Regions from separate parts of the Mus musculus genome. Here all the other regions are linked to region 1. Evidence: chromatin loops called from intact Hi-C (ENCODE). Cell type or tissue: left cerebral cortex. All regions are shown on one strand.

What was found. A loop is a pair of places that touch in the nucleus more often than their neighbours do. Peaks named below come from ENCODE experiments on the same cell type or tissue, not always from the same donor. Only the 100,000 strongest peaks of a DNase experiment are listed, where the experiment ranks them.
Region 2: a loop joins it to region 1, with 6 times the contacts of the local background. A loop is called at or near these places in 3 of 42 quality-filtered maps.
Region 3: it touches region 1 in a loop (2.2-fold over the local background); 4 of 42 quality-filtered maps call a loop at or near these places.

Annotation. Positions count from the first base shown.
Region 1 is chr11:54,351,302-54,359,301 of GRCm38, reverse strand. Acsl6 (acyl-CoA synthetase long-chain family member 6) reads right to left here. Exons shown (of 21, transcript NM_001033598.1): 19 at 7,179-7,280; 20 at 6,240-6,311. Among named protein-coding and RNA genes, the nearest start is that of Gm12224, 10 kb to the right of the region's middle. In left cerebral cortex, CTCF peaks have their summits at 1,755 (motif pointing right), 2,439 (motif pointing left) and 4,490; DNase peaks (open chromatin) are centred at 4,501, 5,855 and 7,333; H3K27ac peaks cover 768 bases.
Region 2 is chr11:54,262,337-54,270,336 of GRCm38, reverse strand. It overlaps Il3 (interleukin 3), which reads left to right and starts at 3,058. Exons shown (of 5, transcript NM_010556.4): 1 at 3,058-3,251; 2 at 3,348-3,389; 3 at 4,383-4,478; 4 at 4,614-4,655; 5 at 4,778-5,252. The coding sequence starts at 3,087. The coding sequence ends at 4,933. It overlaps LOC115487722 (a long non-coding RNA gene), which reads right to left and starts at 6,723. Exons shown (of 3, transcript XR_003949552.1): 1 at 6,667-6,723; 2 at 2,366-2,534. In left cerebral cortex, CTCF peaks have their summits at 5,579 and 6,737; DNase peaks (open chromatin) are centred at 942, 4,259 and 5,578.
Region 3 is chr11:54,432,893-54,440,892 of GRCm38, reverse strand. It overlaps Fnip1 (folliculin interacting protein 1), which reads right to left and starts at 2,714. Exons shown (of 18, transcript NM_173753.4): 1 at 2,505-2,714. The coding sequence starts at 2,596. LOC115487771 (a long non-coding RNA gene) reads right to left here and starts at 2,498. Exons shown (of 2, transcript XR_003949675.1): 1 at 1,986-2,498; 2 at 1-1,262. In left cerebral cortex, no CTCF peak of the experiment used is centred here; DNase peaks (open chromatin) are centred at 2,249, 2,763, 3,340 and 4,213; H3K4me3 peaks cover 2,999 bases; H3K27ac peaks cover 1,817 bases.

The DNA.
Region 1 (8,000 bases):
AAATCAAGTGATCTCTGCAGAGGTAATGCACTTATTAAAGAGTTCTAACACGTATTTTAAAAATCACATCAAAGTGTGTGTGTTAAAATACACAGAGAACCAGGTATAGTTTAGGGTAACTAATGTTCATTGAGCACCTACAGGGTGTACTATGTTTTACACCAGGGATACAAGGAGAAACAAGTAGCGCTTACTCACATGGAACCTACAATCCAACGAGAGGTGTTAGTATTTGGCAGACCTGTGCAGGGATGAGCGCCGGGGGGGGGGGACTACAGCTGCTCCTCCAATCTCCCTGCCCCACTTCCCCCGTGCTAACAGAAACCTGACTTAGTTGGGCCCAGAATCCGTACCATGACTGTCCTGTTCTCTGATTTCTCAGCTCTGCTTTGCAGCTAGAGGACAGCCATAAGATCCATATCTGGTTACTAGTCTAGAAAAAAATTCTTCCCTAATTAAAAAGTTCAAGCACAGCTACTTCTATTTCCTCTCCCCTTTCTTCCTTGAATGTGAGCAATGTTGAGAGTTACTGCAGCCACCTCACCACCATGGATTGAAAAGCCAACACACTAAGGGTTGAGAGAAGTGGAGAGACAGGAAAAGTCCGTGTCTTTGAGGACCTGTACCTACCTGGGATCATCCATCTTTCCACTTATGCAAAGAAGGAAAACCCAATAGACTGGGAGTGGGGTTTTTCTGTGTGAGTTGGCATTTCTTTCTGATACACCACAGACCCTAGGCTTGGCAGAGTTTGCGCTGTGTTTCCTTATTATGTTTCTCTTCATTGCTGTGACCAAAATACCTGACAGAATCAGTTTAAAGGGAGACCAATATCTCTGGCTCATGGTTTCAGAGGGATTGAGTTCCTCATGGCAGGGAGGCCGACACAATGGCTCCATCAGTGGCAATGGGAGGGAGGCTGCAACTTGTTCACATGGTGGTGGATGGAAAGCAGAGAGATTAGAACAAGAGGGGTTTGCTCAAAGACTTCTGGGACCTGCTTCCTTCAGTCAGGTCTCACTTCTTAAAAGATCCGTGACTTTTTCAAGATAGTGCTACAGGTTGGAAACTGAGAGCTCAAAACATGATCCTGTGAGAGACAAGGTTCTTTAAATAGGTATATGTGAGCTGAACGGTGGAGAGTAAGCGTTAAGTTAGCCAGCTGTAGACAGCCAGGGACAGGGTGGAGTGGTCCTATTGGAAGCGTGTGCTCAGGCAGAGGCAGTGATGTTCAAATCTCTGCAGCCTGTTACAGATGTGATACATGTGACATAGAAGAGGATGGGTCTGGAAAGAATGGCCATATTGGAAAGAGCAGTATACATTGCTAGCAAGTTTGGACATGACTCTCGACATGGAAAATTAAGCCCGAATGGCTCTTTGGAAAGATGACTCTTAAGATGGATCAAGGGGCTAGGAAGATGTCTCTGATATTAACAGTACAGCATCCTAGCAGGTGGCTATTTAGAGGTGACAAAGAATTCTTTGCTCAAAAACTCCATTATATCCACTGAATTTTTTTTACATACACAACCCCCCCAAAAAAACCTTAAGACAAAAAAATTGTCTAATTTTCAGTGTATTAAAAAAGGAGTCTTATTGTTCATTTATGTCCATGAAACTGGCTTTCCAAATTTATCCATCCGTCCATTTGTCTGTCCATCCATTCATCTATCTATTTATCTATCTATTTTATGTGCATGGGTGTTTTGCTTGCATGTATGTCTGTGCGATATGTGCATGCAGTGCCTGTGGAGACCAGAAGAGGGCATCATATTTTTTGAAACTGGAGTTACAGACAGTTGTGAGCCTCCATGCAGGTGCTGGGAATCAAAACCAGGTTCTCTGGAAGAATAACAACTTTTCTTAACCACTAAGCCACCTTTCCAAGTCCATTTGTATGTATGTACATACGTATGTATGTATGTATGCATGCATGTATCTATGTACATACATATGGATGAATATAAGTAGTTTTGAGACAGGTATCTCTCATTGTGCATCACTAGTTGACCTGCAACTCACTATGTAGACTCACAGGGAATCCACCTGCCTCTGTCTCCTGAGTTTACTACCATGCCTGGGTCTTTCCAACTTTTAATAAATTTTATAGAAGAAATAGAAAGAGAATGCCTGACATTAGCTTAGACTTCTATATTGAAACTTGTCATTGAAATGAGATTTATAGAACTTTCATTAAAAAAAAAAAAAAGATAGCATTTAAACATTGCATTGGAAAGTAAGACCTCCAAAGCCTCCAGTTATGTTATTTCACAAGACCATGAACTTTCCAGGGGCTGGAGAGATAGTTCCTTGGTTAAGAGCATTGGCTCCTTTTCCAGAGAACCCGGGTTCCATGACCAGTACCCACTTGGAAGCTCATAACCATCTGCAATTTCATACCCAGAGGATCTGACGCCCTCTGCTGACCTCCAAGGGAACTGCACATACGTGGTACATGGACATATTCAGGCAAAACACCCATACCCATAAAATAAAGAAATGTAAAAACTCAGAAACTTAAAAAAGCAACAACAAAAACAAACTTTTGTATTCTGAAGATTTTCAAAGGTATTGACTCGAGTTTGCTTGTAGATAATAAACAAAATAAATAAATAAATCATTTAAGATGAAAGATGGAAAGAAAGATAAGCATATCCATGAATCAGGGAAATGATAAAAGCATCTCTAAACTGATTCCACAAGTATCCATTTCAATGAGAAGCAACACAATATGACTAAGGAGAAGGTTACTGGTTAGAAGCTGAAAAATCTACATGTCAAACTTCATTCTGTATTGTCTATGCAAATTAGTGAGCCATTCAAATATCAAGAACATTATTAATTCACAATTAAATGTGCTCAAGTATATGCTAGTCATCTACTTGTTACTAGGACAGTTTAAGTGTATCCTATTTATTTATTTATTTATTAATCTACTCATTTAGATATGCATCTTCTAAAGATCTCTGTCAATTACTAATGGCTGACCTATTTCTTAGAATTGCATGTTTCTGGAATTTATGCCACAGTAAATCCATTTTTGTTTTCTAACTCAAAGTTTAGTACAAGCAACCCAGCCCGGTAACCCTGAACTCCTAAAGTTTATACAGGATAACGTAAACGCTGGATGTAGTTAGGTCATTCTTCATGTGTTTAGAGCTAATCCTTCAAGGCTGGACAGGTGGCTCAGCAGGTAAGAGCACTTACTGCTCTTGCAGAGGACAGTGGCTTGGTTCCCAGCACCTCACAACCATTCTGGGGATGTGGGGTCATCTTCTGGCCTCTGAGGGCAGCATACATTCACGTAGTGCACTTAAATACATGCAGGCGAGCCACCTGTAAAAATAGGGCTAATCCTTAATAGCTTCCCCCTCTCCCTTGAGACAAAAATCTCACTACACAGCCCTGGGTTGGCCCTGAGTCTCTGCTCCTCCTCCTGTCTTAGCCTCCCCAGAGAGGGGATGGCAAGTGCGGGCCACTATCATTGGTTGATGGTTTTTGTGCGGGCCACTATCATTGGTTGATGGTTTTTGTGCGGGCCACTATCATTGGTTGATGGTTTTTTTTTGTGCGGGCCACTATCATTGGTTGATGATTTTTGTGCGGGCTACTATCATTGGTTGATGGTTTTGGGGTTTGTTTGCTTTGTTTGTTCGCTTGAGACGAGGTCTTAGAGCCTCAGTTGGTCTGGAGCTTGCTTTGTAGTTGGGACAGCTTTGAATTTCTGATCTCTCTACATCTACTTTCCTCGCGCTGGGGTTATATACACTGCCTCCATGCCTAGTGGACGTGGTGCTGGGTGTCAAATCCAGGGCTACATTCTCGGCAACGACTTGCCAGTTAAACCACACCCCCAGCCTCTGGCCACTTAATTTTGAAAAGGGAAAAGACCAAGGCAAACATGGACTGTGGATCAATTGGGGCAACCTCTGTGAGGGACAGCCTGTGTCCGGAGTGCACCTTCCTCTGGACAGGAGTCCTGCCATTCGTCAGCAGAGGCTCCGTGTGTGTGTGTGTGTGTGTGTGTGTGTGTGTGTGTGTGTGTGTGTGTGTGTCTTGGGGTGGCATAAAGCAATGAGGACAGAATGACAGAGAAGACCAAGAGGTGACAACTTTGGCAATGACACCGAAGACCTCTGGGATGCCACATGACTTTCCTGCATCTGAGGTTACCATGGTGAGGGCAGATTATTAGAGCAGAAACTACACAGGCACAGGGAAACTCAAGGACTCTCTTTCCTCATTAGTGTTCTAACCAAAGGCAATGGAGAACACTGCGATTTTAAGGTTCCTAAAATAATCTTAAGGAAATAAATGTCACACACACACACACACACACACACACACACACACACACACACACACATTCTCTCTCCCCTCTCTCTCTTCCTCCCTCCCTCCTCCCCGCCCCCAATTTCATTTTAGTTTTTAATCTGTGTCCCGTGTAGGTTATACATCTCAGCACCAACAGATGGCGTACAGAGCTTGGGAATTCACAAGGATGTCACCAGGTGCAGCCCCAGCTGGTCCTTCAAATTGCCCCAGGATACAGGGTCTGGAACCACTCAGGGGTAGCCCCTGAACCACATGACCACATGTGATCCAGCCACACAGATCCCCATTAAGGACAGACCACACAATACGTTCTACCACATTTGGAAATTGAAATAACCATAGCGGCAAATATGGACCTTCTACTCTGAAAAGTACCAATTAGCCACCGTGCTTTGGAGTCGAGCTTTAGCCAGCCTGAAACACTTAACTGACAAGCAAAAGTTGGTTTCTCAAATTGGTTAGATTTAAACATCTGTTCCAAGAGGAAAACAATCTTAAACACTTAAAACCGTAGCTGGATATGGTAGTTAGCTCACACCTGTAATCCTAACATTTGGGAGGCTGTGACAGGAGAATTGCAGCAAGTTCAAGACCAGCCTGGGCTACATAAGAAGTAGCAGGCCAGCCTGCTCTGACCTGAAACCACTATAGCATGAGACCCTGTCCAAAGCCAAGCAACACAACAATAAAAAAAGAAACCTTTGTGCATAAACATATTTTGATTCAGATTAAACATAAGAATTTTACACTTAAAAACAACTTTAAAATTAGTTGTAGGCTATCATCAAAACTGCATTTAAAATTTAAAACTTCTTATAAGCCTTGCAGATCCCTCATACTATATTTTTTGGGCGATTTTGATAGAAAACATGTTTGTTTGTTTGTTTGTTTGTTTTTTAGACAGGGTCTCTCTACAGAGCCCTTGCTGTTCTGGAACTATGTAGATCAGGATTGCTTTGAATTCAAAGAGTCGCCTCCCACATGCTGGGATTAAAGACATGTGTCACCAAACCCTTTGAAAAAGCAGTTATTGAAAAAAAATTTTGTTTACCCCCCCTCTTTTTTTCTTTCTTTCTGTGTGTGTATGTGTGTAAACAAGCATTCGTGCAGAACACACATGCATGTACAAATACACACATACATGTGTGGAGTTCAGAGGTCAACTTTCAGGAGTTGGTCCTCTTCTCCCATTATATGGGGCACAGGAACTGAACTCAGGTCATCTGGTGTGACAGCAGGCACCATTACTTGCTGATCTATGTTGCTGTCCCCAGAGAACAATTATGGATGCTGATAAAAGACAATTATCTCAAAGTCCAAAGGATAAAATTTTTATTAGCGTGTTACTATTTTCTACTTGGAACCTTCCTCTCTTTGGCTTTTACTTAAGAGTACAGATGCTAGCAGGGAGGTGGACTGAGCATGCTCAGTCCTGAGCCCAGCTACAGAGAGTCTCAGAGGAACTGAGTGTCCTTTGTTTGCAGGGGCTTTGTTTCTTTCTCCTTTGCAGAAAGGCCACTGGGCTGATAGTGTCCTCTTAGCAAGTAAGCTTGCCTGCAGCTGCTAAGACAGCAGTGCCCATAAAAGTAAAAATAAGGTAGGGTGCTTGGGAGCCTGACCGGCCCACATGATCTCTCGGGGACAGCAAGGCTTCTATTTCGGCCTTATGATCGCCTGCGGTTGTAAGGGCAACGAGCAACAGCCTTACTTACTTGTCCAGCGACCTCATTTAGCTCAGGAGCGGGAGGTGTCAGTTGGCTCACAACAGCCCTTCAGGGGGTCTTTGTGTGTGTAGCCTTCTGGTTGGCCACATACCAGGCAGGGAAAGAGGCCAGGTCAGGGTCAACATGCTTCTATGTAACATGGGGGCGGGGGGTGGGTGGGTGAGAAAGGTCAGTTACCTGTTCAAAAGAATGCAGTCCGCTTTCTTTCCCCAGCATCACCATGTCATCCAGAATGGCTTTCTTCAATTCCTGAATTGAACCATGTAAGTGAAACAATAACACATTTCAAATCAGGGAGGGGGGGCGGTGCAGATAGAGGGAACAAAGTTTTGAATTAAGGTCAACCAGTGAGAGAGACACATAGGTCTCTTCTCTATTGAGGGTAACCTGGTGCCATGCCAATCTATACCTCTCTCCGGGAGAGAAAGGGAGGCAAATGGCCCAAGAGGTCACTGTGGGTGGGTTAGGGCATGCTTTGTTTAAAGTGGTCTGTTGGTCAGCGTGGAAGTGCTGTCACTCCTATGCAAGCTTGGGCTCAGGGCAGGGAGAGTAGAACCAGAGATGCCAGCCTGCATCTGCTGCTGAAACACAGAACAGCAACTCTCCCTAGATGTCAAGACAATTCCATGATGGAGCGGTGGGTGCTTTAATCGGAAAGAGCTGTGTACTGTTTCCATCTTATCTATACCTGTTAACCCAGTACACATGAGATCCACCTTTCCTTGGCAAGGGGCAGAGAGCCTGTGTTCACATCTGACTCTGCCATGAACCAGCTGTGTGGTCTGGGACAAATCACCTCCTCTTAGACAGCTCCCTTCCAAGCTATGGGGCAGTGGGGTTAGATAAACTTTGTGTGATGGCTCCTGGTCCCAAGAACCAAATGTTTTACTCTGTTTTTGTTTGTTTGTTTGTTTGTTTTTTGTTTTTAAAGAAAGCAGGGAGGTCTTCAATAACCACAAAAGGGCAAATCTCTGCTTTGGGGTTCCTACAATGTTTAAAGTAATACCAGACACATCTTATGCATTTAGATTTCACGGTCGTCAGCTTTTCTGTCCTCTTGTTAGGTGACTTATAAAATGCTCAGCAGCCTGTCGGGAGCCACCTTGGGGTACAGACCTTTTTCATGCAGAGTTCCTGATAGGTCCCTTCGATTCCTTTCTTCTGAGCCCAGGAAGGCATGACTTCAGGGTCAGGCACGACAATGCCAACCAAAAAGGCCTACAAAGCCCACCAGAAAAGCACAGTCATGATAAAGGCTTTTAGAGCTCTCATTTGTGGTCCAGCAGTAAAAATAATCTCTCGGCATTCTCAGACTCCACCCTTTCCTAAAAATAAGTCTACAGTTATGAAACATTTGTTCAGAGGTTATAAAACACTTCCACTAATGTGCTACATGGTCCTGACTGATCACGTCTGACATGGGCCTGATCAGTGGTTAAGTATTTGATTAGCTTGCCTGAGGCCCTGAGTTCGAGCTCCAGTTCCAAAAACCAAAAATTAAATACACTCCTACACACACACACACACACATGCACACTACTGATATAACCCCAGATTTTCATGCCAACCTCAGATCTGCACGTCTTGGAGGGTGCTAATCTAACTTGATTGATCCCAATTCTGTGAGCCCAAACATTTCCCAGAACTTCCAAACGACTTCCAATTTATTCATGAAGAACTGTTTTAAAGTTTTTGGTTATTTTCTTTAAAAGTGATTTAAGGTTTAATTATATAAACAAATATGCACAGGATAGAATAGAGTCAGTAATTCTGATACCATAGGATATCTTTTTGGTTTTTCTGACCGTGACCTAAATGATATTGACAGCAAATGTTTTAATACTGATAAGCAATATTATCATCAGTAACATTCCTTGCATTACTATATTAATTTACCTGCACAATTGATTTGCATATTAAAATTGAAACAACAGTGCT
Region 2 (8,000 bases), 89 kb after region 1:
CAGTACTGCCTCATTGGCCCATCATGAAGAATAAGGCAATTAACCATGACAAGGACTTTGCTCTTGGCACTTTATAAACTTAGACAACACTCAGTGCTATCTGGATCTCTCCATTAGCACCAGAACCTCCCTCAGGTCCAGTGGAGTCCCTCAACCCCTTTACTAACAGTTTTCCAATGTTTCAGCTGTTGTCTCAAACTAGACAAAGCTTCCTGGGACACTTTGCTATATCTTCCTCTTGCAATCAACCCACGTGTCTCAATACTACTCGCATGAAGTTTCGTTCCCTTCAATAAACTATTATTTTTAGAGATTTATTTACTATTATATCTAAGTGCACTGTAGCTGTCTTCAGACTCACCAGAAGAGGGTGTCAGATCTCATTACGGATGGTTGTGAGCCACCATGTGGTTGCTGGGATTTGAACTCAGGACCTTTGGAAGAGTAGTCAGTGCTCTTAACCACTGAGCCATCTCTCTAGCTCCTCCCTTCAATAAACTTTATAATTACTTTCATTGATTAAAAGTGTTGATACTAGCATTTGAGATAGCTTCTTGTCATGTTGCTCAAGTTCCTTCAAATTCCTGGACTCACACAATCCTCCTGCCTCTGAGTGACTAGGAGTATAGGTATGCAGCCATATCTAGCTTAGTATCATGTTTCAAAGAAGGAACAAACCTACTAATGCCAATGATTTCTCTTCCCCTTTTTTCTTAAAAAAAAAAAAGTTTCTTTTGTATGAGTCGTATATGTGGTGCACACACACACATATGTATGTGGGTACATATGCAGTATATGTTAGTGTGTGCTGTATGCATACACGTGTACATACATGTGAGAACCCTGTAATCCTACTCTCTCTGGCTTACAGTGCTGGGGTTTATAGGCACACATGGCTATGCCCGGCTTTTTATGTGGGTGTTGAAGATTCACATACTCTAACCCATTGGCCATCTTCCCAGCCAATTACTTTTTTTAAAATCACTAGTGTATATTCATAGTACAAGAGGGACAGTCATTATGGCATTTTCACAAATGTAGATCATAAACCTTGCTTGTACTCTACTCCCCCATTGCCCCATGCTTCCCATTGCTGCTGCTGGTGTTTCCTCACTACAACACAAAACTGGGAGTTTTAAGGAGGCAGATGCTACATGTAAAAGTGTTTGGTCGCCACAGCTTTAAAATTCATTGTTTTGAGTTTTCTCAGCAAAAGCTTGTTTACACAAAAATAGACATTTTTCCTTAATGAGGGATCGCATAGGACATGCTTCCATCCCCAAGGTGCTTACACTAAAAGTAACAGCAAGCAACAATGGAGAGGTCAAGAAACAAACCCTGGTCTCTAGGGTCCAGGGGCCTCTTCTGAGTCCCAGTCACTGGTAGATTTAAATCAGAGCTTCTTGTGTGCTACAGAGGGTCTTGTCAAAATGAAAGTCTGAAAGCCAAGAGTGTGGTGCTGACCCTGCAGGCCCGAGGACCACTAGAAAAGGAACAGAGCATTAGTCTGCCTTTCCCTCGAGGCTGAGGTCTGTCCTATCTATGGTTCCTGCACACAGCAATTACTTAACATAAGTTATTTGATGAGTAATGCCTCCTGGGCACCCAAACTGGTTCCCAAACCCCCAAATGCTCCCTAGTGAGATTCCCCTTAAGTGTAGAGTATGCTCTGAGCTGGATCCAGGAGTCCAGTCTCCTAGTACAAGGTCTGCTTGGCTGGACCTGGAGTATACAGGCCATAGACAGCATCTCTTCAATCAGTCTTTGTCCCCCTTGATGTCTCACCCTTATCTTTCACCATATTTGCTTCTGCTTTGAAGACAGAAGCACCCAGTTTCCCCTGCCTCAGCATAACGTGCTAACCTTCATCGTCTTACGCTGATCACATCACACCACAACCCGACCCAAACCCTGGTTTCTCTACCATGCTCTGCTTCCCTGCACCCCAGCCCAGTCATCTTAAAGAAATATTTAGCCAGCCTCATCACACCCATCTTTTACCAAAACTTCATCTGGCTCCCTATTGTGTGCTGTGGCCTGCCAACCTGTCCCATGGAGAAGGGGGCTAGTGTCCCCTGGCTCTCCTCCCTCCTGGCCTCCCTACTTTCTCCCTAGCTGTGGTTTCTCAGGTCCTTTGAGAACTTCCCCTAACTGTCCCTGTTTTCTTCCCACCTCTGCAGGCCTGATCTGCAGGCAGGCTCCCATCACATTCATGCTCCAGGGCCGACTGGGATATAAATCCCTCAATATGGCTTTCCTTCAGGGCAATGCTCTCCTCTCTTCACTTGCACTCCCTGTTTAGACTTGGCTATACCACCTGCTAAACCATCCCACAGCTTCCAGGAATACTATTCTCGAGGCCCACCTTTGTCCTTAGGTCCCCAGTCCTAATTGCCTGGGTTATCAGAAGGATACCCTAGTGTTTGCAGCCATATCTCCATCGAGGGTTTTGTCCTCTGGATGTGGGCCTTCATGCATTGCCTTACTGCACTCAGACTAGGCCAATGAAAGGGTGAGCTGAACTCCATATCCACCTGCAAAGAATAAGAGTCAACGGGAAAGCTGCCTAGAGATACACTTAGCTCTGGCTACCACCAGCCAGACGACTAGCCCACACATGGAAGTTTAACCATGTGCCAGAATGCCTACCAAGTTCAAGTCTGCTCCAGTGACTCTGGTGACTACCTCTATCAGGTAGGGTGTACAGTCACCACATAGGCTGTACAGTCAGGGTCAAGTTTGTGCAAGGGATGGTAGGATGAGATTCCACTGCATAGAAAGCCCAAGCTGGCTCAGAGCCAGGCTACTTCCTCCCACAACCTGTTTCCACTCCGTCCATCTCTATGACAAAGGAAGAAGATGGCCTTTGAATAAGCAGTCTTTCTTCCCATGTCGATAATCTTGAGTACTAGAAAGTGATGAATAAGTTTGTGGTTTGCTATGGAGGTTCCATGTCAGATAAAGCTGCTTCTGATGCCTGCCCTCCCCCCTGCCCCGCCGGGCCCCGCCCCACCCCTCTCTGAATACATATAAGGTGAAGGCTCCTGTGGCTTCTTCAGAACCCCTTGGAGGACCAGAACGAGACAATGGTTCTTGCCAGCTCTACCACCAGCATCCACACCATGCTGCTCCTGCTCCTGATGCTCTTCCACCTGGGACTCCAAGCTTCAATCAGTGGCCGGGATACCCACCGTTTAACCAGAACGTTGAATTGCAGCTCTATTGTCAAGGAGATTATAGGGAAGCTCCCAGTGAGTAACTGGCTGAGGTTGGCCTGGTGCAGGCCGGCTCCAACAGGTGCCTCAAGCCAGTGAGCCTCATGATTCTTTCTTTCTATGTCCTCACAGGAACCTGAACTCAAAACTGATGATGAAGGACCCTCTCTGAGGGTAAGAGCCCTGCTTTGGGATATTCTTGGGTTCCATCTATCTCCTGCCTGGGTGACTTCAGCCATCACTCCACGATGCCTTGCTTCCATTTTTGCATCTATCTCAGTGGGGTTATTAAGGAAATCATCAGATGACTCTCAAGCCTCAGTATATACCTCAGTCAGCTGCAATAATGAAAGTTACCTTTTAGGATATACAATGAAGACAGCTGTGGGTGAACCCTGCCTGCTGCAGGCCTCTGGCTCCACTTTCAGTGGGGATGCCATTGCCCTCTGTGACTTTTGTGTCTTTTGCTTTTCTTCCTCCTCCAAAACTGAAGTTTGTGTTTTCTACTTCCGCCAGCCCCAGACATTACTATTTGTAGTTATTTTCCTAGTTTGATACAATAGTTATGTCTTGTTTTTATTTGTTTGGACCTAACATGAAGTTCTTTGCAAGAGTGCTGAATGTCTATATTTCCCCTCCCTAGGAACATGTTGGAGCCTATAGGATTTTCTTCTAGGTATCGAGAAATTCTTAATTAAATTAAAGCATTGGCCTGGGTTTTTGGCATCTTGGTATTTTCCTTGGCCAACCTTCTGCCTTTTCTAGAGCTTTTCTGGAGGGATGTGTTTTCCTCAAGTACAGACAAATCTGCTTAGATCCTTCACACAGCTCACAGGCTGCCAGGAGTTAAGACCTGGTGCTTGGGAGAAACAGGCCCTTGTCTGAGATATACACTAGCTTTTAGCCCCAGGATAATGAAGGGACAGGAATAAGGCTGTTCAAAGAAATCTCAAATAGCAGGCACACTTCCCTAGCTCTGATCTCTCCAGCTCTCACTTCCCAACTCTCACCTCCCCAGCTCTTTCCTTTCCAGTTCTCACCTCCCTGGCTCTCACCTCTCTGGATCTCATCTCCCTGGCTCTCAACTCCCAAGCTCTTTCATTTCCAGTTCTCACCTCCCAGCTCTCACATCCCTGGGCCTTACATAAAGATTTCTTGCCCTCTTAGAATAAGAGCTTTCGGAGAGTAAACCTGTCCAAATTCGTGGAAAGCCAAGGAGAAGTGGATCCTGAGGACAGATACGTTATCAAGTCCAATCTTCAGGTGTGTGGAGCTGCAGAGGGTTGGGGGTGGGGGGTGGGGCTCCGTGCCTTTACCTTTCCCAGCATTTTTGGAGAGGAAAGTAGGGCCTTCTCCACTTTAGGAGGGATCTGACTATGCCTTGGTGTCTCTCCACAGAAACTTAACTGTTGCCTGCCTACATCTGCGAATGACTCTGCGGTAAGCTGCCCTTCCCCCACGTGTTTAGCAGGCTGTGCCCTTGCCCATGACCAGACTTATAGTTTGCTGTGGCCCGCAGCAACATGTTCACATCTAATGCCTTCTTTTCTGGTTCCTCACAGCTGCCAGGGGTCTTCATTCGAGATCTGGATGACTTTCGGAAGAAACTGAGATTCTACATGGTCCACCTTAACGATCTGGAGACAGTGCTAACCTCTAGACCACCTCAGCCCGCATCTGGCTCCGTCTCTCCTAACCGTGGAACCGTGGAATGTTAAAACAGCAGGCAGAGCACCTAAAGTCTGAATGTTCCTCATGGCCCATGGTCAAAAGGATTTTACATTCCTTTATGCCATCAAATGTCTTATCAATTTATCTACTTTCTGAAATTTACAACTCTCCTTTGGCTTTACCTAATTATGTTCCTATTTTATTCCATTAAGGCTATTTATTTATGTATTTATGTATTTATTTATTTATTGCCTTCTGTGATGTGAGTATATCTGTTTTAGCTGAGGAGGAGTTTCTCCAAAGAAAATTCCAAGGAAGACTGGGGCCATGTTCATTTGTCCCTTGTGGAAATAAATAACTTTGAACAAATGGGTTTGGTTTCGTCCAGTTTCTTGAGGAGTTTGGATTGATCTCTGTAACAGTCCTAGAGGATACTTGTCCGGACATCACATGCGGCTACACAGCATGCAACATGTATCAGATCTTGGTCTGGACATTTAACCTTTACTATTTAATCTACTCTTCACTCCAAACCAGAATGTGTGATCTCTGTTTTATGGGACTACAGAAGTCCAGTTTGGCAAAGTTAGACCAAGTAAATGCAGCTTCTAACTAGTGCCCCCCTCTAGGACTTCATTCAGGCTTGGCGCCTGAGAACATGCTGAAATCCATTAGAATGCCTCCCCTAGTGGTCATACTTAGAACTGCAGCAGTGTCCCTAACACTTCCTGTAGTGGAAATCTATCCACTACCACCATCATCTGAGCTCCCAACTAACTGGCAGGACTCTCTGAGGGTGCAGGTTACTCAGACAAAGAAATCTCACTTTTTCCAGAAGTTTCCATGTCTGCCTAGGCTTCTGGCTTCTCTTGGTTGATTTATTCTCCCTACCTCGTGCCTGACTCCAGACTGACCTTGGGATTCATGACTTATTGAGCCGGATTGAGCTTTAAAAAGGCGTCTTTGAGCCTTAACCTTAAATCGTTAGAGGACTTACCTATGGGCTTGCCTGTATCCTAAGGCTGTCATATGGGACGCGCCCTCACCTTTTGCTTGTGTTTCCTCACGGTTATCAACGCTGTGGGAGCTCCAGCAAACAAAAGTGCTGTGGCTTTCCAGACCTTCCCCCTCCCTTTCTTTCTACCTAAACTTTCAGCCACCTTCAGCTCAGTCCCACTGTAGGGTTCCTACTGTCTGGTTCTGGATTGTCCAAGATGACCCATGACAGGGCTTTCCTCTAAAAGGGAAGGATAGGGAGGGGACCACAAGAAGGACAACCATATGGTGTCTTGGTTGCAGAAAACAGCCTGAATGGTGGGGTCTGGGATACCACCAATGTGGGAATTCAGTCTACCATCAGACTCTGGTACTGTGTGCCTCCCAGCCCGGCTCCCTGAACCCTGCCCGGTGGTGCCTGGTGAATCCTCTAGCCTTGGAGCCAGCTGGGACAAGGGGCCAAATGAGCCTTCTTTTTCTGTCACCACACTAGGGAATAGTATCCTCCCTGATTCCTCAAGAGCCCCATAAGGCAGCTTTGGGTACTGACATCAGATCCTGGGGCTCATTTCCCTTTATTTTTCTTTTCTATCTTTATCTCTTTAGGCTCCCAGTGAGGAACAGCCCAGTTGTTGAAGATGTAGGAGGAAGTGGGCAGTTTATCTGCCACTAGCTCAGAAATGCATTCTTCTATGTACCTCTCCCAAATAGACTTTTAAATTCCCAAAGAAATAAACCTCTCCTCTCCCTGCCCCCACTCCTCTTCTTCCCCAGCCTCACTCACCTGAATGCTTGGGATGCTCACAGGGCTGAGAAGTCAGAGGTTTGTTTCTGCAGTTCGTGAAATGACCACTAGAGGAAGAAAATGCCCCTAGTCTTAGGGTTCACTTAGGTGCTGTGGGGGAAGATGGGTCTAATATGTTCAGTTAACTTGGATTCTAGACTAGATTCCCCAATTCTCCTGGGTATCCACTTCACCCACTTGCCTTCACTCATGAACTTTTGTGCCTGGTCCTATTCCATCCTAGCTGAAACAGCATCTGTGCTTTATTTCATGCCCCATGCAGAGTCATAGCTCATCCTCAGCCTCGCCTCCCTCTAGGGTCCTGCTACCTGCTGCCCCGTCCAGCCGTGCTTCCCCAGTAACGAGTCCACATAGTAACAAGACCCAGTGTCAGTGGTGAGCTGAGACCACCATACTGACTCATGGAACCAATTGTTCAATGTTTAAAAAGAAATTCCAGAACATTCTGGGCAAGGTGGTAGATTAGAAGCTGAAGTTCGTGCATAGATGAAAACTAGGTTAAAAGCACAATAGCTCTATTCATATAGAAAAGGAAATATGTTTAAAGAAAACAGAAATAAGCCGAGGTGGGAGTTTCTCCACAAAGGAGCCAAGCCACTGGTATCAGCCACAACTCTGCTCCTGCTGGTCAACTGCAAATTAAGTATAGGTGGACACCTCGGGAGCTGGAAAGAGGGGTCCAGGCTCTGGAAATGCAGCCAAAGGCTGGATAAGGCATGCACAGATTTTGGCTGGTGCAACCCAGAGACCCAAGGCTGAAGACCAGGAGATATTGCCAGAGAAGACACTGCCTGGTGAGCCACCTTGAACTGTGAGAGTATGCTGTGGGAGCTGTTACGGTGCCCTGATGGCGCACAAAGGTAAGCTCATGTGTGTGGGCCTCATACACTTCCAGAGTCTGCCACCCAAAACCCAATCTTTAAGACACCAGAGGCAAAGTTGTAGCCTGCAGCAGCAGGCCCCAGAGCAGGGAATTCTGGCAGAGTGATCTTTAGTGGTAGAGATGTTTCTCTTTGGGAAGGACACTGACTTAGCTTGTTTGAATTACTGAGACTAGTAGCCCCCTCCCTACATGTGGAGACTGATAGGCCCACAGTTCTTACTTCTGCAGTAGTTTCTTCTTGGACTTCACACCTGTGCCTTTTCTCTTTTCATCCTTAACTGTTACCTCCTCCTTCTCCATTTCTTCCATGCTTCTATTTCACCAGTTACATACTGATATCCTTAGCTCTAACAGAAACGATAAACTACACTTTCCCCAGACACAAACATGTTGTGTCTAAACCTTATCAGAGACAACCCCAAAGTACACA
Region 3 (8,000 bases), 82 kb before region 1:
AAACAAGTATGTTTGAAGAAGTTTGGGAACTTTTTAAAAAATTAAATAAAACTCTGCACATGAGCCAGCAGCTCTACTGCTCAGTATCTATACCCAGAAGAAACAAAAATTATTTCTAATTAAAGATCTATACACAAATATTCACAGAAGAATTGCTCAAGTATCTTTTATCTGAGGAGTGAATAAACAAATTGTGAGTTGGACAGATGACCAAATGGTTAAAGTGCTCGCCCAGCAAGTGTGAGGACTGGGAGTTCAGATCCCCAGAAATCCAGAAATGCCAGGAGGGCATTCCCTGTCACTTGTCAGTCCAGGTCCATTAAGGCAAAGCAAGATGGTTTGCCAGAGCAAGCTGGGTAGCAAGATCAGAATCATAGGAACCTCTGGGTTTGACTACAAGACCCTGACTCAATAAGTAAGATGGAAGGTCAGTCCAAGTAACATCAAATTCAGCGAGCACACGCGTGCACACACGCAAAAGAATAAATACACATGAGAGAGAGGGAGAGAGAGAGAGCGAGAGAGCCCAAGAGCAAAAACAAAAGGTATGCTATATCTGTACAATAAATCACCTACTTAAAAGATGAATGGAACTACTAAAAAGGCAACATCGTAGATACATCTCAATAAACATTATTGTGGGTAAAAAGAAGCCAGACATGTGGCTATGGAAGTCATAAAATCACATTTATATGAAATGTTCAAAAAGCCAAAATATAACAAAAGAAAGCAGACCAAATTGTTCTTGGGTGAAAGGGGGTTAAGGACTGTGGAAAAGGAGGGAGCACAAGCTGACAGAACGAATGGTTGTGAAGGTTCAGTGGAGTGCTGAGTATAAACTGTGTTTGTCTGTCAGCCCTCATGGGACAGTAACCTTCCCCGTGTATTCATCTTTTATTGTATTTTAATTATATATCAAGGAAATTTTAAAAGCTGGATTAATTAGATCTCAAGTCACTAGGTATGTGATCCAGAATTCTCATTTTCTCACATTACACTTGTACACATCTTGTTTTCAAAGCAAGTTTTCACGATGAACTGCAGGTATTGGGCTTCCACGCTGGAAAAAGGATTATAAAGTCATCTCTACATTGCTACTTGCTCTATCTCACAAGGTTACTGTGAAATGAGATAACTGATGGGAAAGTTCTTTGGCAGCAGTAAAGTCTTACACAACCATATAGAACACTTACTCAAAAAGTAGATTTTGGTCACATTAACAAATTGAGACTCTTGTAATCTTGGTTACCCAAAGTCAGTCTCTGCACAGAAATAGAAACAGTGGTCTATTCAAATGTTATCTTTTAAATCTCTCTCCAGAGGCTGCTTCCCGGGTCTCTGGTTTTCCTAGGTGTCCCGGTGTATTATCTGGTGTTATCTGCACTTTCGCTTTTCAAAGGAAAAACAACTGTCAGATGACTACGGCACAAGACATTTACTTCCCATTACGAAGAAAAGCCACTGCCATGAAAATTCTTTTGTTAAGCTTGTTTCCAAAACGGTAACTGACCTTTTTCTCCCATTAAATATCAGTTAAATTACTTGCCATTTGATATTCAATCTCACACATTGTTTCCTGATGGGATCTGTATTATTGACAGCGTGGATAATTTGAAAAATATTAAAGCCTCTAAGACTTATGTAGTGCAGTCATCTGATACTTGGGCTTGCTGCAAAATTTGACACTGTTTCCCTTTTACTATTACTGTACAACTGAGTTCTCGGCCATACAGCCAAGTTTGTCTGATATGTGACATTTGGCCTAGTTACATGCGAAAGTTTCCATAGCGCATTATGGAAGACAAAACAATATCTTCTTCAAATACAATTCCACGGCTGAATTTAACCATTGAGCTAAGCTTCTATATATCTGACAATTCTAAAAAGTTACTGTACCAGCAACAGGTACTGCAATCAGAAAGAAACAAAGCATGCAATCACAAACAAACACACACACACACACACACACACACACACACAGCTACCGTTTTCCATTTGCAAGAAACTCCTTTTCAGTAACAGGTGTAAGAAGGGAAAGAAAATTCGACAGTAAGTTCTACCGCAAGTCCTCCTCGAGTCTGGTCAGTAGTAACCCTAACCACTTCGGTTTCGCATTTCTCCTTCGATAACACTAAGGTCGCTCGGCAAGAGAACTGCACAGCTCCAATTTTAGTTTCCAAGAAGCCTGACAGACCGCCAGCCTGCCCACTCGCTCCTCCAGCCTCCTCAGTGCTCCGCAGGTTGGCCGAACGCGCGACAGTCTGCACAAAGCCACCCGAGGGCTGCGGATCACAGGGAGACAGCAGCTCCCGGCCGGGCCCCGGAGGCCTGCGGTGAGGTCGCAGCCCGGGCAGCGTGCGGACCGACAGCCTCCCGAGGCCGCCGTGCTGGGGCTGGGGACGCGGCGCGTGGCGCGGGCGGGGCATAAACAGCCTAGCGAAGAGGGCAGGGGACCGCACGCCCCGCCCGAGGCCGCGACCCCTCGGGGGCCCGCGACGCCTCACCTGAACGCGCAGTCCGGGTCGCGGGCGTCTCGTCCCGGCGCGCCTAATCCGCTCCGCTTGCTGAAGAGCTTCTGGAACAGGGTGGGGGCCATGCTGGCCGCCGCAAGACTGGGGTCGCTCGGCTGGGAGCTCGCAGGAGGCCCCCCGCTCCTACCGCCACCCCGCCACCCCCATGGGCGCCTCAGTCATATGACAGAAATTAGTCACTTCAAACGGCCACGGCGCGCGGGGCGGAGCGCGAGATTGAGGTCGCGGCGATTGGCTGGCGACGAGCCGTATCACGTGGCAGCAAACTGAGCGGGGGGCGGGGTGGGGGTGGGGAGGCGGGGCCGCCTGCCATTGGCTGGCTCACGGGTCCGTCACGCGGCCTCTCACGGGGCGGGGCGTGCGAGGGCGCGCGCGGCTGGGTGGCAAGAGAAAGCCTCTGGGACCCAGGCCCGCCTCTGACCCTCCCAAACTGCTAGGGCTCTAGGAGGAGACCTAGGTCTGTGACTTGAGGTGCGGTTTCCATTGACGCCCGCACTTAGTCTCTAGGAAGATCTAGCGACTGGGGGCTCAGGCTCGATCTCCTTGGTAACCAAAAAGATCACAAGCAAAACCAAGAGAGGCAAGCAGCCGTAAAAAAAAAAAAAAAAAAAAAAAAAAAAAAAAGACATCTATCTAAAAATATCTAACCCTTTATGCTAAGTATTTAGAATTTGAAAGACTGCGGTTAAAGAGCTCAGTAGTTAGAGGCCCTGGGTTTGATCCTCATCACCAAACAAGAAGTTTAGCAAAATGTCTAAGAGAGACAATCAGAACTTCCATGAAACAAAGCTGTATATCTTTAATATCTGGGTATGAGGAAAGGAGGAACTGTAACATTGTTACCAAATGGCAAGACTGCTCTCAAAACGGAAAATACAGCTCACGAACATCCTTCCAGTCTTATCAAACCATCAGTGTTCAGATCAAATTCGTCATCCGTTTACCAGGATGAGGGATTTCGTACAGTGGAATGAAGTTCTCTGAGAAATGTGGATGAATGTGGGGAAATACTGGTGTATGTTTGCAAGGGTAGACAAAGACGCTTGAGAATTTCACTTAGCTAGACATAGGAACCAAATCTTTAAGAAGTTGTCAGCTGATCTGCAGTTGAAAAAAAATAAATAAGTAGCCCTTATTTACATGGGAAAAAGAAAAAATGCCGGGCAGTGGTGGCACACGTCTTTAATCCCAGTACTTGGGAGGCAGAGGCAGGCAGATTTCTGAGTTCAAGGTCAGCCTGGTCTACAGAGTGAGTTCCAGGACAGCCAGGGCTACACAGAAAGATCCTGTCTCGAAAAAACAAAACAAGAAAACAAAACAAAAGAATAAAAGAAAAATTAGCAGGATATTTTTATATCGTTAATAATTTATCACTGGTCAGCATGTTGAGCTGTTACAACATGTTACAAAGTCTCATGTTACAAGACTTTTTTATATTTATTGAGACAGGGTCTCTTGCTGGCCTGGAGCTCACCAAGTAGTGTAGGATGACCTTTCTGCTTCATCTTCTTTGACAGCACAAGAATCACAACCTTGCATTCCTTTGCCCATCCTTGAAGTAGATTCTGGGAATGGAATGCAGGTCTTCTTGTTCACACAGCAAGCACTTCATCTCCAGAGCTGCCTTCTGAAGGTGTTGGAGGAGGAGGGAGAAGTCTCCAGTTCACTCTCCTGTCTCCACCGCTCCAGTACACAAGACATTTAAAAAGCACTAATTATAGATAACTAAAACGAGAATTTGCAGCCAAGCAGTGGTGGCATACACTCTTAATCTCAACACTCTGGAGGCAGAAGAGGGTGGATCTCTGTGAGTTTGAGACTAGCCTGGTCTACAGAGTGAGCTTCAGGACAGCCATGGCTACACAGGGAATCAAAAAATAAATTTGCTCATTGCACAAATTTAAGTTCTGTATACTGGGGATCAACATTAACAACAGAAAAGTTAATTTTATAAGCAAGAAGACTGTAAATGGTAAGGTAATTGCAGAAAGTGATTAGTGTTACGCAATTAATGAACTAAACAATGAAATTATGTCACAGGAAGGTCTTTCTGAGAATGTAGTGCAATAGTTAGATTTTATTCATAGGTCCTTTGTAAACTGCTCATTTCAAAAGTTCCTGGGTATGGTGGTTTGAATAAAAATGGATCCCATAAGTTCATACTCTTGAATGCTTGGTCACCAGAGAGTGGGACTGTTTGAAAGGATTACAAGGATTAGGGGATGTGGCCTTTTTAGAATAGGTGTGGCCTTGTTGGAGAAAGTGTATCACTGGAGTTTGCTTTGAGGTTTCAAAAAGGCCACACAAGGACCAGTGCGCTCTCTCTCTCTCTCTCTCTCTCTCTCTCTCTCTCTCTCTCCCTCTCTCTCTCTCTGCCTGCAGATAAAGATGTAGCACCATGCCTGCTATGCACTATGATCCCAGCCATGATAAAGGACTAAGCCTCTGAAACTGTAAGCAAGCTCCCAATTAAATATTTTCTAACAGTTCCCATGATCATGATGTCTCTTCACAGTGATAGAACAGTGAAATTTTTTTCAAGGAAAATATTTGTGACATTTTTAAATATAGGAAAAAAACCCCATACATCTGCTAAGTCAGTGTGTGAGCTGCTGACGTTTCTTGTTTTTATACACATTAGATAAAAGTGAGTAGAATCAGACTCACGCTTCTACTGGACACTGGAGCAAAGATTCTTAAGGACAAGAGGCTGTCCATGGCTGGCACAGAGATGAATCTTTCCAGGTTCCCTCAGAAGGAAGTTTCCGAATACAGTAACCTCATGTGCCTTCATCTTGGGAAAAAATTACTTCATGGGTGATCATAGATATTAATAGTAGGAGAAGCATTGCTGCTTGCATAAGACATGCTTTATTTTAGTGTTCTCCACTCATGCAGTTGCTTCATGTCTGAATGCTCAGTCTTGAAAGTACAGAGAAAAACCAAATGTATTTGCTACTGTTCATCACATTTCCCTTATACCTCAACATAATGCTACAATAGCAGAGTGAAAACCCTGAAAGGATACAGATTTATAATAAGGCATACTATACAGAAGCGTTTATTTACCCTGCTATTTAATATGATCCATTGTCATAGAGAAGCTGAGGTGTCTTGAAAGCAAGCTCTTTATATTTAGGGAAGAGTCAAGCAGGGATAGAGAAAATATAACAGTTTTTATCTAGTCATTCATGCTATTGTACATGAATGTGGAACAATGAGTTAGAAGTATTAAAAATAAGCCTAGAAGTTTCAGTCTCTGCCAAACTGGTCTCTGTCCATCAGCTTCAAGACCATCCTTCTTTGACTGGGTATGGTGATGCACAACTTTAATCTCAGCGCTCAGGAGGCAGAGGCAGGTGGACCGCTGTTGAGTTGAGTCCAGCCTTGCCTACATAGAAGTTCCAGGACAAATAGAGTCACATAGTGACTTAAAAAGACAAGAAAAAAAATTCTGAAAATATAAATGGCAGAGGTAGTCTTCGCTGTACATATCTGCTGCTTGTCTGACATAGGAAATGGGCTAATAAAACTATAATCTGGCTCCTTTAACCACCGTGCTAATAAACTTGGATTCAGTTGTCTAAATCAGTCTGAAAGAAAACTTTCACTGATTAACATCTCAGAGTAATCAGTCCATTTATACAGACTTGAGTCGACTCAATTCTTAAAACGCTTAAGCCAGCTATTTTGTGGCTATATGACAAGAAAGTGGCAGTGGTTTGACGTTCAAGAAGGAATAAACCTTGGTTTGTTTGCAAGCATCCCTGGTGTCCTTCCTACTTCAGCCTGTTTGAGGCTCTGAGGAGACAGTGTTGAGAGAGAGTCCCCATTGGGAATTTACTTCTTAATGGGAGGAAACCAAATGCCTGCAGGTGGTGATAGGAGCTACAGCAGAAACCGAAGGGGTGGAAGAAAAACTTAGGAGGCAGCCATGGAAAAGATGGTAAAGAACACTCTGAGGGAAAGAAGACAATGTGCGGAGGCTCGGCAGAAGCAATAGGTTTGGTTTGAAGAGAAGGGAAGCCAGACTCTGGACAGGAACATGAGCTTGCATGTGGGTAGAAAAATACAAGGGGCCAGATTATCTAAATCATGGTTCTTTGCAAATCACGGGAAGGAGGTTAGGAGTGGTGGGAGAGGCTGGTTATGTAGCTCAGTGGTACAGTGCGTGTGTGAAGTCATAGGGTCAATCCCTGGCACTGCAAAAGAGTAAATGATAATTCTGTGTAAACAGCCCTACTTAGACTCCGTGGATCACAGGAAAATAGAAAAAAAAACAGTAACACAACATGAAAATTGAAGAAATTGTTGGGAAGAAGTTCAGCATGTGTGGGAAGGAATAGGAAGGAGTAGTGGAGAATGAAAAGTGACCAAATGCATCACCTTCACCTAGGAGACTGTCAAAGAGTGACGCAATGCATGAGTGATGGAAGCTGTTGAGTAAGGTTAAAATAGGAAAGGGCCATGACCCAGCTCATGAGTCCAGTCTGGCTATTATGTAGAAAAGTTATTATAGAAGAGAAGGAACGGAAGGAGGGCGCCTGTGTTGGTGGAGGGCTGATAGTGTTTACTGGTGTTGCTTTGGAGATGCAGGTGAAGTACGTTCTAATGGAGGAAAATCAAATATATTGCCAACATTAAAAAAAAAACTTTAGTTTTAATTTTTCTCTTTAAATGGTGAGATGGGTCTATAGTTAAGAGCACTAGCTGTTCTTCCAGAGGACCTGGGTTAGATTTTCAACATGCACATGACAGGGAACCACCACCTGGAAGTTTAGTTCCAGGGGATCTGATGCCCTTTTCTGGCCTCTGTGGGCACATCATGGACATCATGATATACAGGCATTCGTATATGCTGCAATCAAAACACTGACACATATAATAAAATAAAGATAAAAATCTTTTTATTCATTCTTTATAAATTTCACATCATGTACTCATCTCCCCATCCTTCATATTTGCCCTCTGCCCTTGCAACCTTCTCCCAAAAGAAGATACAAAAGTAAATAAACAAAACATAAAAAGCATCCTGTAAAAACTGTAGTGTGTCACAGTGTGTCCCACAGTATACCTTTTTGTACACACACCTTCACTTGCAAAGAGTCATAGGTCTAGTTTGAGGCCTCTGGCTTCTGCTACACTATCAATACTGGATCCTTACCGGGACTCCTCTCAGATATCCTGTTGTTGCCCTGTGTCATGGAGATCATGCAGCTTTGGACTGCAGGGTCGGACTTTTCATGCTCACAGAACATGCTCTAACAGTTCAGAGATGAGGCAGATGTTGGAGTGGGCCAACTCAAAGCCCTGGATCTGGCCCTGGATGGGAGCTGATTTGGCCAATCTACCAATCCTCCTGCACCAACACCACAAGGGTGAGCTTTCCAACACAGCAGCAGCCAGGTCACCCAAAACTGCAGGCTCAGCTCTCCTGCTTTCATGAGCTCCAGGCCCGCTCACCGCACT